2 separate regions of the Homo sapiens genome follow, and region 1 is linked to region 2. A link is a loop called in an ENCODE intact Hi-C map of the cell type or tissue named here. Cell type or tissue: A673. All regions are shown on one strand. Links, peaks and the distances in the headings refer to the core of each region. The heading gives the core; the rest is flanking DNA. Region 1 has its middle 12 kb from the start of ELFN1. Region 2 overlaps MAD1L1 (mitotic arrest deficient 1 like 1).

What was found. A loop is a pair of places that touch in the nucleus more often than their neighbours do. Peaks named below come from ENCODE experiments on the same cell type or tissue, not always from the same donor. Only the 100,000 strongest peaks of a DNase experiment are listed, where the experiment ranks them.
Region 1: a loop joins it to region 2, with 6 times the contacts of the local background. A loop is called at or near these places in 5 of 110 quality-filtered maps.

What each region holds. Positions count from the first base shown.
Region 1 is chr7:1,654,433-1,662,394 of GRCh38, forward strand. No RefSeq gene overlaps it. Among named protein-coding and RNA genes, the nearest start is that of ELFN1, 12 kb to the right of the region's middle. In A673, for the core only: no CTCF peak of the experiment used is centred there; no DNase peak of the experiment used is centred there; H3K27me3 peaks cover 1,032 bases.
Region 2 is chr7:1,922,815-1,930,776 of GRCh38, forward strand. The region is part of intron 17 of MAD1L1 (mitotic arrest deficient 1 like 1); the gene reads right to left. Among named protein-coding and RNA genes, the nearest start is that of MIR4655, 83 kb to the left of the region's middle. RefSeq lists an enhancer at 7,898-7,962. In A673, for the core only: CTCF peaks have their summits at 2,689 and 2,895; DNase peaks (open chromatin) are centred at 1,817 and 2,687; H3K4me3 peaks cover 486 bases; H3K27ac peaks cover 2,069 bases.

The DNA of each region.
Region 1 (7,962 bases), core at 1,952-4,451, 270 kb before region 2:
AACATCTACTGTGTACAAAAGTGACAGTGATGATGAGACCAGCCTGATCCCCGAGGGGCTCACAGAGGGAAGCCGGGGAGGAGGGAAGACAAGTCCTGAGGCCCCACTTCATCATAACAGCAGGAGGGGTGCACTGAGCTCAAGGCCACGTTCACAGGTGGCTGCTGACAGTGCCTCCATCTCCACCCAGGGACCCCACAGCGTGGAGGCTGAGGCCCCTCTACCATTTCCTTACCACTCCTAGACATCACGGGTCTCTCCCTCCAAGTGAAACATCCTGGCGGTTGAAACTTGTTTTAAGAAATAAGATACCTCCGGGCGCAGTCCACGTAGGAGCCTGCAAAATGTCACTCCTGTTATCTTCTCATTTAGCCCTATTTCAGTCTGAATAAAGCAGAATGAATCACAGGGGACCAGGTGAGCAGAGCCCGAGGCCTGGGCCATTTGCCTTCATCACTGAGGAGGCCGTCTGCACCCCAGCCTTCAGCATGCAGGGGGAGCGAAGGGGGTGCCCAGCCTCGCCCCGCCCAGCGCACCCCTGCAGCAGCCCGGGAGGGCAGGCCGTGGCTCCTGGGAACACGGCGCCCAGCTGCAATCCACATTGCTGCTAGTGAATATGGACAATTCAGAGACATGAAATAAGGCAGACAGAGAAAAAGCATCGGTGACTCTGCCAGGCTACATATGTGTGTGCGTGTCTGCATATATATACACACACGTGTATACGCACACACAGAGCCACACATCACTCAACGACAGGGACACGTTCTGAGAAATACATGGTTCCGTGATTTTGTCATCGCGCGTACATCCTAGAGTGACTCACACGAACGCAGATGGCGGAGCCTACCCCACGCCTGGGCCTCGCGGTACAGCCTGTGGCTCCGGGGCTACACACCCGCACGGCAGGTGACTGCACTGAACACTGTAGGCAGCTGCAACACAAGGACAAGTCTTTGTGTTTCTAAACACATCTAAACTCAGAGAAGGTGCAGTAAAAATAGGGTATTATACTCTTCTGGGACCACCATTGCAAATGTGGTCCATTGGTTACCAAAGTGTCTGTGTGTTGTGTGTATACATACGTAATTTTTCTTTTTCTTTCTCTCCCTCCTTCCCTCCCTCCCTCTTTTCCTTTGTTTTAAAATTTTTTTTTTATAAATTTGGAATTCTTCTTACTAGGCTCCCTAATTTGCAATTTATTTGTTTTTAGGGTTTTTTTTTTTTTTTTTTTTTTTTTTGAGACAGAGGCTGGAGTGCAGTGGTGCAATCTCAGTTCACTGCAACCTCCACCTTCTGGGTTCAAGCGATTCTCCTGCCTCAGCCTCCCAAGTGGCTGAGGTAACCAGCCCAGTAACCAGGTGCTCGCCACCACGCCTGGTTAATTTTGTATATTTAGTAGAGATGGGATTTCACCATTTTGGCCAGGCTGGTCTTGAACTCCTGACCTCAAGTGATCCGCCTGCCTCGGCCTCCCAAAGTGCTGGGATTACAAAGTACTGGGATCACAGGCGTGAGCCATCGCATCCAGCCCCAGTTTGCAATTTATAATCTGCTGTCTCCTCACCTAATGTTAGATCCCATGGCTTGTCTCTGACACAAGACGCCAACGAAGATCGGCATTTCTGCAACCTCTGGCTTCCAGGAAGGCTGCCTCCCTCCCCAACTTCCTCTGATCATCGTGCGGCTGAGGAACAGATGGGGAACCAGGTGCACAGAGAGGTATGGCCACCTTCACGGGGTCACACAGGTGAGCAGCTGCGGAGGCCAGAGCTGAGGCCACCAGGGAGCTCCTTGGGTGTCCAAAGGCTTAAAAAATTCTGGTTGCCTTCCTCAGGCTGAGAAATGATATGGTGGGTGATGCAGATGAGGGTCCAGGGTGCCTGCCCTGGGGAGCATGATGAGCAGATGGCGGTGCAGCCACACGTGGAGGACTCAGCTCCCAGAGCAATAAAGGGACACCTACGCCATGCATGAGGCTGGGAGACTGTGCAGGGGGAAGAAGTCACTCGCCAGGAGCCCAGGTGTGTGGAATTCTGGAACAGACTAGATCTACCCTGGACTAACCTGGACTGGAACTAACAGACTAGAACTAACTAGAACGAATTCTAGAACTAACCTACGGTGGAAAACATCAGAATGGCAGTGGCTTCTGGGGGCCAGAGGTAGGAAGGCACTGGGCAGGGGTATGCAGCAACATTTTGGGGGCATTGTCTTTTTTATTTTTCAGAGGAAGGGTCTTGCTCTGTTGCCCAGGCTGGAGTGCAGTGGCTCAATCATGGCTCACTGCAGTCTTGACCTCCTGGGTTCAAGCCATCCTCCCACCTCAGCCTCCTGAATAGCTGGGACCACAGGCATGTGCTGCTACACCTGGCTCATTTTTTTATTTTTGTAGAGATGGGGCCTCCCTGCATTGCCCAGGCTGGTCTTCAACTCCTGGGCTCCAGTGATCCTCCCACCTCTGCCTCCCAAAGTGTTGGAATTATAGGCGTGAGCCACCGCACCCGGCCTGATGTCTGTCTCTTGATAAGGGTTTGGGCTGCAGAAGTGGTCCGTTAGTCAGAGCATTCAGTGGCTCCTTCAGAGTTATACATTTCATGGTATGTGAATTTTACTCAAAGCAATAAAAAATCTGAAACGAATATTGAACTCTAGATCATGACATGCAGTCGGCCGGTTAAGGGGGAGAGAGTACTGGTGCCTGCAACTTGGAAAGAGATTGATTATGGGTGGGCAGAGGGACAGAGAAACAAGATGAAGCGGGTCTAGCGAAACGTCAGTTGTGGAATAACAGGTGATAGCATCTGGGTGCTCACTGTGAAATCATCTCAACTTTTCCAGATGTTTGAAACATTTCAAAGTTCAATATGAAAAGCAATGAAAAAGAATCTGGGCTTTGCAGACAAACTGCTGGGAGGTGGCCACGGCCCAGTATCTGTGTGGTCCTGGGTGGGTTTCTCAGCCTCACGGTGCCTCAGGGTCCTGACTGTTAAGTGTGGGTGGTAATAGCACCGCTGCCCACGGCGTGGGTGAATTAACACAGGCAGGGCACTTAGACAGTGCCTGGCACACAGCAGGTGCTTAATAAATGTGCCCTTTGTTGATGTTATTCCTCAGCCCTGAAAGTATCAGCCACGTGTCCTCCAGCTACTCAGAGATGCTGAGGAACAGCTGGGATTTGCACTGGGTTCACGTGCAGGGGACCCCAAAGAGCCAAAACAAGCTTGAAAAGGAAAGAACAAAGTGGGAAGACTCAGCTGGGTGCAGTGGCTCATGCTTGTAATCTCAGCATTTTGGGAAGCCAAGGCAGGAGGATCACTTAAGTCCAGGAGTTCAAGACCAACCTGGGCAACATAGCAAGACTCCATCTCTACAAAAAAAAATTTTAAATTAGCTGGATGTGGTGGCATATGCCTGTAGTCCCAGCTACTCAGGAGACTAGGGTGGGAGGATCGCTTGAGCCTAGGAGTTCAAGGCTGCAGTGAGCTATGATTGCACCACTGCATTCTAGCCTGGGCAACAGAGCAAGACTCTGTTTCTAGAAAAAAAAAAAAGTGGGAAGACTCACACTTCCTATTGTGAAAACTTCCTACGGTAATGAGGACAGTGTGGTACTGTGGTAAGGACAGATATGAACAGCAATGGGCTAGAACTGAGAGTCCAGAAATAAACCCTTGTATTTTTACTCTATTTATTTCCAATAAGGGAGCCAAGACAATTTGATGGGGCTAGGGGAAGAGGAGACCTTTGACACATAGTGCTGGGTCAAGTAGTCACATGCAAGAGAATGAAGATGGACCCTTACCTCACACCATATACAAACATCAACTCAAGATGCATCCAAGGCTAGGTGTGGTGGCTCACACCTGTAATCCCAGCACTTTGGGAGGCCAAGGCAGGTGGATTACCTGAGGTCAGGAGTTCAAGACCAGCCTGGCCAACATGGTGAAACCCTGCCTCTACTAAAAACACACACACACACAAAATTAGCTGGGCATGGTGGCGAATGCCTGTAGTCCCAGCTACTCAGGAGGCTGAGGCAGAAGAATCGCTTGAACCTGGGAGGTGGCGGTTGCAGTGAGCCGAGATCGCACCACTGCACTCCAGCCAGGGGAACAAGAGCACAACTCCATTAAAAAAAAAAAAATGCATCTGAGACCTCAACAGAAGAGCTAAAACCATGAAACTCTTAGAAGAAAATACAGAACTAAATCTTCGTCATAGGCAAAATTTTGTCAGATGTGACATCAAAAGCCCAAACAACAAATGAAAAAATTGGACTTCATCAAAATCTAAAACTCGTGTGCCACAAATAACAGCAACGGGAAAGTGAAAAAACAACCCACAGAAAGGGAGAAAAATATTTGCAAATTATACATCTAATTAGGGACTGTGTCTAAAATATATTTTACAACTCTTACAACTCAATAATAAAATGATAACCCAATTTAAATATGAACAAAAGATTCAAATGGACATTTCTCCAAAAGATATGTAGAAGTTCAATCGCACAGAAAAGATGCTCGGCATCATTAGTCACCAGGGAAATGCAGATCAAAGCCACTAGGAGATACAACTTCACACCATCTAGGATGGCCATAATAAAAAAGACAGATAATAGTAAGTGTTGAGGCCGGGTGTGGTGGCTCATGCCTGAAATCCCAGCACTTTTGGGAGGCTGAGACAGGTGGATCGCTTCAGCCCAGGAGTCCGAGACCAGCCTGGGCAATATGTTGAAACCCCATCTCTACTGAAAATACAAAAATTTTCCAGGCGTGGTGGTTCATGGCTGTAGTCCCAGCTACTCTGGAGGCCAAGGTGGGAGGATTGCTTGAGCCTAGGAGGTGGAGGTTGCAGTGAGCCAAGATCGTGCCACTGCACTTCAGCCTGACAGTGACAGAGTGTCACCCTTCAGGTGACAGAGTGAGGCCCTGTCTCAAATGATAATAATAATAGTAAAAGTGTTGGCCGGTCATGGTGGCTCACGCCTATAATCCCAGCACTTTGGGAGGCCGAGGTGGGTGGATCACCTGAGGTCAGGAGTTCAAGACCAGCCTTACCAACATGGAGAAACCGCATCTCCTAAAAATACAAAATTAGCTGAGTGTGGTGGCTCATGCCTATAATCCCAGCTACTGTGGAGGCTGAGGCAGGAGAATCCCTTGAACCCAGGAGGTGGAGGTTGTGGTGAGCCGAGATCGTGTCATTGCATTCCAGCCTGGGCAACAAGAGTGAAACTCCATCTCAGAAAAAAAAATAATAATAATAATAAAAGTGTTGACGAGGATGCAGAGAAATAGGAACTCTCCTACGTTGCTGCTGGGAACATAACATGTGGCATCAAAATTTTGGCAGAGTTTGTGAACTCTTCAAAATGTGAAAGATAGGCTTACCATATGACCCAACACGTCCGTTCCTAGGTGTTTACCCAAAAGAAATGGAAACACATGTGCGCGTGAGAACTAGTACATGAATGTATCTAGCTGTGTGACTCACATTTCCAACGCGAAAACAGCCCAAATGACCATCAGCTGATGAATGGGTAATAAAATGTGCTCCAGGCACTCAGTGGAGTGCTATTTGGCAATAAAAAGGAATAAAATACTGAAATGCTACAACATGGATGAATCTCAAAAACAATGCTCAGTGAAACTAGCCAGTCACAGAAGACCACATATTGTCTGATTCCATTTATAAGAAATAGCTACAATAGGCCGGGCACGGTGGCTCACACCTGTAATCCCAGCACTTTGGGAGGCTGAGGCGGGCAGATCACGAGGTCAGGAGATCGAGACCATCCTGGCTAATACAGTGAAACCCTGTCTCTACTAAAAATACAAAAAATTAGCAAGGCGTGGCGGCGGGCACCTGTAGTCACAGCTACTTGGGAGGCTGAGGCAGGAGAATGGTGGGAACTCGGGAGGCGGAGCTTGCAGTGAGCCAAGATCGTGCCACTGCACTCCAGCCTGGGTGACAGAGCAAGACTCTGTCTTAAAAAAAAAGAAAAGCCTTGGGTTCCCATCCCAACCTGCTCCTGCAGGATTTCCTTAGGCAAGTTGCCCCCTAAAATTCAGTTTTGTCACCTGTAAAAGGGGGAAGGAAGGATTCACCTCCCTGGGTTACAGTGGGAACCAGATGAGATGATAGAAAACAATTTTCCATTTTCATTTTCACATTGAAATTTATTATAAAGGAACATGTCTGCACATTGCACAGAATTCAAATGGCATTACAGGGGCATATGGGGAAAAGTCTCATTTTCTGGGGTGATGGGAATGTTCAGTATTTTGATGGAGGTAGTGATGGCAACCAGTGTCCACATTTGTCCAATTTCAGAACTGTAGTTCTGAACAGTATAAAACTGAAGAAGTATGAATTTCACTGTCTGTAAATAAATAATACGTTAAAAATATTTTTTTATATTGAGTCCCCGGCCGGGTGCAGTGGCTCACTCCTGTAGTCCCAGCACTTTGGGAGGCTGAGGCGGGTGGATCACCTGAGATCAGGAGTTCGAGACCAGCCTGGCCAACATGGTGAAACCCCGTCTCTACTAAAAATACAAAAATTAGCCAGGTGTGGTGGCACGTGCCTATAATCCTAGCTACTCGGGAGGCCGAGGCAGGAGAATCACTTGAATCCAGGAGGTGGAGGTTGCAGTGAGCCGAGATCGCACCACTGCACTCCAGCCTGGGGGACAAGAGTGAGACTTTGTCTCAGAAAAAAAAAAAAAAAAAAGTCCCCTTCTACCCTCTCCCCAAGACTTGCAGCCCCCAGGTTCCTACAGGAGGCACCCACTATTTCTAGTTTCTTGGGTCTCCTTCCAGTAATCAGTGTGTGCAGGCAACTAAAATGTCATTTCATTAACTCCTTTTTGACACAGTGTAAAAAAAAAAAAAAAAAAAAGGTGCCATATACACTGTCCGGCCCCTTTTGCTTTTTCACACTAAAGAACATCTGCAGATGGACTCCAATCAGTCCACCTTTATCCGGCTGGATGTGCCATGATGATTTAAGCACTGCACTGTCAGCGGGCACTTAGGATCCTTCCAATCTGCTGCTGTTACAAAGAGTGCTTCGGCGAATAACCTTGTACAAAGCAATATATCATTTTTCACATTTGGGAGGAGTATCTGGAGGACAGATTCCTAGAAGCAAATGCTGGGCCAAAGGGTGTGTACATTTGGAATTTTGACATTGTTTCAGAGGTTCCAAGGGTGTCTGCTTCCCCACACTATTGCAACAGGGTGTGTCCTTAGACTGTTTAATCTGTGCCCATCTGATGAGTGAAAAATCACATCAGTACAGTTTCAGCATGCACTTTTGTCACTAGGAGTGAGCATAGGCACTTTCTCATTTGTTTAAACATCCTTTTGATTTCCTTTTCTGTTCATTACCTCTGTCTATTTTTTTTTTTTTTTGGCCTCTTGGCTATTTTTCTTATTGATTTGTAAGAGCTCTTTATATAGGGGGAACTGGCTCTTTGCCTGAGATAGAAATTGGACACATCATTTAATCTATGGCTTCGGGGTTTTATGGGCATTTGTTGTTCTTGCTGTGAAGTTCTGGGGACAGGAAGAGATTGTCACCATTCTTCTCTGGTTACCATTTCCTTAGGATGGGTCCGGGGGTCGGGGGGAATTCTCTCCCCACTCCTTCGCGGTTAATCCCAGCTGCTCTATCCCTCCCCTGCTTCCCCCAAACACACTCAGGCAACTGGGTCATTCACTTCCAGCCAGGCCATCCTCAGCAGAGAGAGGGCGCAGGAACCACCTGCAGGGGGGCAAAGGTATCAAAGCCACCAGATGAGTCCTCACTTATCCTGGAAGTGGGTGTGGTCATGTGGGGCTGGAGTGGGGCACTGAGGCCTGGAGGTGAGTCAGTCTGTCCTGCTCTCTCAAGCTCACACTCTGTTGGATGAAACTGACACATCAAGTCAGGGCGTCCAGGGACACAGGCTCAGGG
Region 2 (7,962 bases), core at 1,614-4,113:
TTCCCCATGAACGTGTGTTGGGCCTCGCTGACTGCATTTGTGCATCCGTTGGTTTGGCCATGTAATTTTTCCTTTTGGCGAGCTGACGCGATGGATTGTACCAGCTGACGCTCGACACCAACCCAGCCTTGCACTCTCAGAAAACAGAAAATAGCCCCGCAGTGTTCTTCAGTTTTGCCACTGGTTTTGAAGTTGGGGTAAATGCTTGCTTCACAGAGTGAGTTGGGAAGTGCTCCCTCTTCTGTTTTCTTGGAGAGTTTTGGCAAATTGGTGCTAAGTTTTCTTTAAGTGTTTGGTAGAATTCACCAGAAAACCATCTGGGCCTGGAGATATCCTTTTTTGGAAGCTTTTTGATTGTGGATTCAGTTATTTAATGGTTCTAGGATTAATGAGACGATCTATTTCATACTGGGTGAGTTCTGCAGTCTGTGGTTGAAGCTTGCTGGAGTTTCTGTCACTGGTTGGGTGTTTGCCCTGGTGCTACCCAGTCTGGACTTGGGGACCCCTAAAACCTGGGAGTGAGCACAAGACGCACACAGCTTGTCAAGAGAAGCCTGAGAGGCAGTGTGGGAAATTCTGTCTGTCTCCATCCTCTTCTACCCTGACACCCAGGCAATCCTGCGCTCTTCCGCCCCGGCACCCTGGCACCCCCGCGCTCTTCCGCCCCGGCAGCCGGGCAACCCCGCGCTCTTCCGCCCCGGCACCCGGGCAATCCTGCGGAGGTACAGCCACAGCTGGACAGACGCCTAGAGCCCAAGAGTGGGCCCCTCCCTCCAGACAGGGTGCGTGGGGCATGTCCTGCCCTGTTCCAACGCTGTGGCTGGCGTTGGCCGTGAAGGCGGCTGTGGCCGTGGGACTGACTGCACAGCACAGTGGGCAAGCCTTGCCTGGCTCTGTGGCCAGAAGGCAGTGAAGGGAACCCTGGGTCACCTGGGAAGTGCTGGGTGCTCAGAGTGGCTCTGGAAGGTGCCCTCTAAGCTGGGCATGGGGCTCTGACCCTAATCAGCACCCCACAGGTGTGAGAGTTGGACTCTGAGCTAGACCACACCAGGACCCAGCCAGGACTGTGGAGGACACAAGGTTCAATGGCCTGGGAAACTCGGCAAAGAGCCTGAAATGGAAGTGCCATCAGGAAATGCTGAAACCAACAGAAATTTACATTCTCCAGAGAACTTAAGAAAGACCTAGAATCTCGGGATATTCAAAACATCCAGAATGCAATCTAAAATTAAGCAGCATGAAAAGAACCGGGAAAACAGAAACCTGCCAGGGAAAACACGACCAACAGGCGCCAAGATGACGGAGATGCTGGAATTATCGAGTGAGATTTTAAAGACGCTCCAAGAAGCAAGTGATTGGAAAACACAGACTTAACTTTTCACAGTATCTTAGAGATGATGCCGTGCCACTAAGCTTGGTGTAGAAAGCACATCACCACAGGAGTCCTTCTCGCGGCAGGGTGGCAGGCATTACACCCACACACGCTGGAACCCAGCAGACAATGTGGGCACATGAATTCCTTCCCGTCCTTTAACTTAAAACACCACCACACTTGGAGTGTCTGAAAGCCTCTCTCATCTGCACGGAGGGGAAAGGGGAGATTTCTTTGAGTGACTGCAGGTTGCTCATCAGAAACCACAGAAGCCAGAAGATGGGGAAACAGTGTCGATTTTTAAAGTGCTAGGAGACAAGAACCACTCTCCCAGAACCCCACATCCAGCAATGGTATCCTTCAGTAACGAGGTGGGGTGAGGACACTGCTGGGCAAGCAAACGCTGAGAGAACCTACTCTAAAGAAGCCCCGAAGGAAGTCCTGCCAAACCAGAAATGATCCCAGGGGAACCCAGGAACGCCAGGAAAGAAGGAAGAGGCAAAACCACAAACTACTTTTTGCCTCTTATGTTTTATAAAATAGGCATGACAGTTAAGAGCAAGAATTGTAATATTTCTTGGTGGGGTTTTCCACATATAGAGAGTAAGTACATAGGACTACTACAACATAAAGGGAGGCAGGGAGAAGCCTACGTCGTGGTGAAATCCTGACGTTTCCACCTGAAATGATAAAATATGAATTATAAGTGCACCGTGAAATGTTAAGCTTGCACATTGTAAACCACAGAAAAATCACTTTAAAAGTATACAAATAGATATAATAAAGACATAGATACATCAAAATGGAGTATAAAAAAGGCCAAATAACCTGAAATAGGTAGGAAAGAGAAAACGGGAATAAAAAATGGAGGACAAACAGAAAACTAATCATAAAATGTACCTAAATCCAAATGCATAAAAAATTACATTAACTATAAATGGCCAAAACACATCTATTAATCGGCAGAACACACATACCTATCAGGTGCACATGGGACATTTTGAGGTTATCAAATTATCAGCTACCAAATAAACTTTAAATTGCAAAGAAAGTGAATCGTAGAAAGTGCGTTCCCTCAACATAATGAAATTGAACAGAAATTACCCAGAAAATCAGGGAGAGACACTTTGAAATTAAAAAGCATCCTTCTAAATCTGTATGGATCACAGCAGGCATCCTAGTCTATTGGCGGCGCTATCACAGAATACCTGAGATTAATTTATAACGACCCGAAGTTTATAGGCTCACAGTTCTGGAGGCTGGCAAGTCCGAGATCAAGGCACCAGCTTCTGGCAAGGGCTTTCCTGAGGCGCCATCACATGGTGGACGGCAGGAGGGCAGATACAGAGAGCCAACTAACAGAAGCCCCTTTTACAACAGCACGAATCCACTCACCAAGGTGGAGCCCACGTGACCTCAACGCCTCCCAGGAGGCCCCACCTCCCAACACCATCACTCTGGGATGAAGTTTCCAACACGTGGACTTTGGAGGCCACGTTCAAACTATGGTACATCTTAATGGAAATTTGAAAATGTTTTGAACTGAACACACATAAAAATACAACATTATCAAAATGTGTGAAATGCTGCTAATGCAGCACTCAGATGCAAATTTCTAACACGGAACGCTTACGTTGGAAAGCAGAAAAGATCTCAAATATGCAATCTAATCTTCCACCTGAAGAGGCCAGAAAAAAAGGAGAGCAAACTAAAACTAAAGCAGGCAGAAGGAAGGAAACACAAAACTACAACAGCAAAATATCAATGAAACCAAAAACTAGGTCTCTAAGGAGATCAGTGAAATTTATACATCTCCAGAAAGGCTAACAGACAAAAAAAGAAAAAAGAAAAAAAAAGACATAAACGACCAGTATCAGGAAGGAAGGAGTACCGCTACGAACCCAGCAGGCACGATAAAATCAGCGAGGCAAGAGCACAGACAATTCACTGCTCATACATTTGATCACAGATATAATGAACCAGTTCCTCACAATAAAAAAAACCCCAAAACCTACATTCTACCAACATTCAGCTGAGATGAAAGAACTCACTATTCCTGTAATGATTAGAACCTGCCACAACCACAATCCCTAGGCCCAGATGGTTTCACCAGCAAATTCTACAAAACATTTAAAGAAGTAACACCAATTCTATATAATCTCCTCTAGGACATAAAAGGGGGAATACTTCCAATTCACTTCATTCATTACGTGTATACTACAACCAGACAAGGGCAGTACAAGAAAGCTACAGACCAATATGAACACAGACGTGAAGATTACTGACGATGTCAGCAAGATGAACTCAGCAACATGTAAAAATACTATGCCATAACCAAGGGGGGGGTTTATTCCAGGAATGCAGAGTTGGCTCAACGTTGGAAACTTCCCAAAAAAATCACAATGACACACTGTCAATCACACTAACGGTGTAAGGGAAAAAAAACATACGATCCCATCAATTGATGCAGGAAAAGCATCTGACAGACGCCAACATCCTACATGATAAACACTCTCAGCAAACTAAGAATGGAAAGAGCGTTTTCAGCTTGATAAGGAAAAACCACAAATAAACTGCAGCTAGCAGCACGCCTCATGGAGGAGGATGGACTGCTCTCCCTGCAAGGTGAGGAGAAAGGCCAGGATCTCTGTTGCCCCATCTCCTACTCAGCACCATACTAAGGTCCTAGACAGGGCAACACAGCAAGAAAACAAAATAGAAGACATATGGATCTTAACAAAATAAGCAAAACTGTCCCTATTCACAGGTGCTATGACTGCAAAGGATTAGAAAACAAAATCAAAACAGCAACTAACCCAGATGTAAGAAGTGAGTTCAGCAAGGTCATGGGTTACAAAGCCAGCATAAACATCCGTCATACATCTACACACACGCACTGAACACCTGGGACCCATAAAAACAAGCCTACAAATAATTACATAGCTCCAACACTAACAATAAAACCAACAAAACCATGTGTATTTCTAACAAAAAAGGGGTGGGTGGGTACGGTGAAAACCACAAAATGTGGATGAAAGAAAATAAGAAGAACGTAAATAAATGGAGAGCTACATTGTGTTCATGTATCGGAAGACTCACTGCAACCAAGATGTAGATGCTCCCCAGACTGACTGACAGATGCAGTAATTCCTCTAAAAATCTGAGCAGGCGTTTTGCAGGTAAAGACAAGCTGAATGTAAATCTTGTCCATAAAGTGGGGGATTGTGCTGCTGATTTCGAGACTTACTACGAAGCTACAGTAATCAATACCGTGGGGTGTTATTAACAGCAAAGGAACAGACGCTTAGATCAAGGGAACAGAAGAGAAGGTGTAGAAAGAGACCCCCATAACGCATGGCCAACTGGTTTTGGACAAAGGTGCAAACATAATTCAATGGTGGCAGGACAGTCAGTTCAATAATAATGGCACAATTGGACATCCATATAAAAACAAAAAAGAAAAGTAGCTTGAACTCAAGCTCACACCATGGGCAAAAACTAACTCAAAATGGGTCACAGATTTAAATGTGAACTTAAAACCTTTTAGTAGAAAACAAGAAAAAATATGTTTGGCCTGGAGTTATGCAGAGAGTTTCTGGATCTGACCCCTATAAAAGAAAACCTGATCATCAGCATGCACCCAGATGAAAAGCATTTGCTCCGAGGAACACAGGGTCAGAAAATGAAGAGGCTCGTCACGGGCTGGGAGAAGATATTTATCAGCTATATACTCAACTTGGATTCACCCCAAACTCAATACTAACAATTCAATTAAAAAATAGGCAGCACCAAGCAGCACGTGGGGGGCAGCTACTTCTCCAGACAGTGGAGAGCCACCAGCTCGTGCCCGAGGCCTTGGCTGACGTCACATCACTTCTGTCTCCAGCACTACAGTCGGAGCCCACGACGGAACACCTGCCACACCTGCTGCTGCTCCCCACGACCCGCCGGTCCCTAGAGGAGCCCATGACGGAACTCCCGCCACGCCTGAGACTGTTCCCCACCACCCGCCGGTCCCTAAAGGAGCCCACGACGGAACTCCTGCCACGCCAGACACTGCTCCCCACCACCCGCCAGTCCCTAGAGGAGCCCACGACAGAACTGCCACACCTGACACTGCTCCCGACGACCCGCCGGTCCCTAGAGGAGCCCACGACGGAACTCCTGCCACGCCAGACACTGCTCCCCACCACCCACCAGTCCCTAGAGGAGCCCACGACAGAATTGCCACACTTGACACTGCTCCCCACGACCCACCGGTCCCTAGAGGAGCCCACGACGGAACTCCTGCCACACCTGAGACTGTTCCCCATGACCTGCAGGTCCCTAGATGGCAGGACCCAGGCAGACGATCTCAGCTTGGCACAGGACTGGGCCAAACAGGCATGGTCCTGCACTTCAGACGCCAGCCCTTCTTCTCCAACTCCCACTAACTGCCGAACAGGGCTGGAGCCCCTGCACCCCCATCCCATTTGAACCGCTCAGCTGTCGGCATTGCACGGTGTTTGTACTGAGCAAACAGAGGCGTGGGCAGGTGGCGGCCCTGCCCAGGTGGCACGGGGTGGGGGCATGACGTAAACACAGGCCTGTGCCACGTGAGAGCTGGGCACTGATTTCTGGCCGTGGGAGGGCACAGCTGGCTTGGCACTGCCAGGCCAATGGGTAGCTCTCCACAGTGCTTGTCCTGGTGGTCCACGGAGCAGCCATTAGGGCACCTCACTGAGGCCACCTGTGGGGCCAGCGCCAGCCAAGCAGGAAAAGTGTGAGTCCTGAGACTGCAGAGGACACGCGCCGATACAGACAGAAGCAGTGCACAGGACGCAACAGAAAGGCAGTCACTGCTCCCGTCCTCAGCCCAGGCAGGGACACCAAACCAGGCCTCCCCTCGAGGGCACCCTCCTCCCTGAGGCCGAGCAGGTGGATTCCAGGCAGAGCAACTCTGTGGCCAACCATCTTCCCCTCCCTCCTCCCCTCCCGGGCCTCCCCTCTTTTCTTCCACCTCCTCCCTTCTCCTCCCTGGTATCTCTTCTCCCTCTTCCTCGCTCCTCCATCCTCCCCCTGCCTCCCTCCTCCCCAAAGACACCTCTAGGATCAGCTGTGCCCACACAGGCAGTGACAAATTTGATCACCTTCAATGTGCTGCTAAGATTATTTTAATATTAATGCATTCCCTAATTAAGCTGCAATTAACAATCTCCCTGGCCCAGCCTGGACGTGGCAGGGGGGCTGAGTGAGGAGTCAGAGCCAGCACGGGAGGCCGGGCTTTGGGGCTCCTATCCGCCAAGGGCCCGTGCCGATGGCAAGGGTTGTTTAGTGACTGCCTTGTCAAAGACACCAGGAAAATCACAAGGGTGTTCCTGCCTGAACTTCCGAGCAGGGACTCAGATCCCCGAGAGCAGGGGCCTCTTTATGTGTTTCTGTGTCTTCTCTGACCGGAGGTCTGGGGCCCACACCAGAGACAGCCCTTGGGGAAGCCGTGGCAAACACGAAAGGGAGCTCTTGACTCTGCAGCCCCGCTGCCACGTCCCCTCGCCCATCCCCCACTGCCACGTCCCCTCGCCCCGTCCCCACTGCCACGTCCCCTCGCCCCGTCCCCACTGCCACGTCCCCTCGCCCCGTCCCCACTGCCACGTCCCCTGCCCCGTCCCCACTGCCACGTCCCCTCATCCCGTCCCCACTGCCACAACCCCTCATCCCGTCCCCTACTGCCACATCCCACCACCACGTCCACACTGCCACGTCCCCTCGCCCCGTCCCCCACTGCCACGTCCCCTCGCCCCGTCCCCACTGCCACGTCCCCTCATCCCGTCCCCACTGCCACAACCCCTCATCCCGTCCCCTACTGCCACATCCCACCACCACGTCCACACTGCCACGTCCCCTCGCCCCGTCCCCACTGCCACGTCCCCTCGCCCTGCCCCCACTGCCACGTCCCCTCATCCCGTCCCCACTGCCACAACCCCTCATCCCGTCCCCTACTGCCACATCCCACCACCACGTCCACACTGCCACGTCCCCTCGCCCCGTCCCCACTGCCACGTCCCCTCGCCCCGTCCCCACTGCCACGTCCCCTCGCACAGTCCCCGATGCCACGTCACCTCGCCCCATCCCCCAATGCCATGTCCCCTCGCCCCGTCCCCAGTGCCAGGTCCCCTCGCCCCATCCCCCAGTGCCACGTCCCCTCGCCCCATCCCCCAGTGCCACGTCCCCTCGCCCCGTCCCCACTGCCACGTCCCCTCGCCCCGTCCCCACTGCCACGTCCCCTCGCCCCATCCCCCACTGCCACGTCCCCTCGCCCCATCCCCCACTGCCACGTCCCCTCGCCCCGTCCCCACTGCCACGTCCCCTCACCCCATCCCACCACCGTGTCCGCTCACCCCACCTCACCGCTGCGTCCCCTCGCCCACCCCACTGCCACGTGTCCCCTTGCTTCGTCCCACCGTCACATCCCCTTCACCTTGTTCCTTGGGGGCCCTGATTCCCCAGAGCAGGAAGAGACATCTGCTGACCCCCGAGATGCTGGGTGATCAGGGTGTGAGGGGACTCCCCTGGGACTTGCTTCCTGGTGGGACACTGGGCGCTGTCTCAGG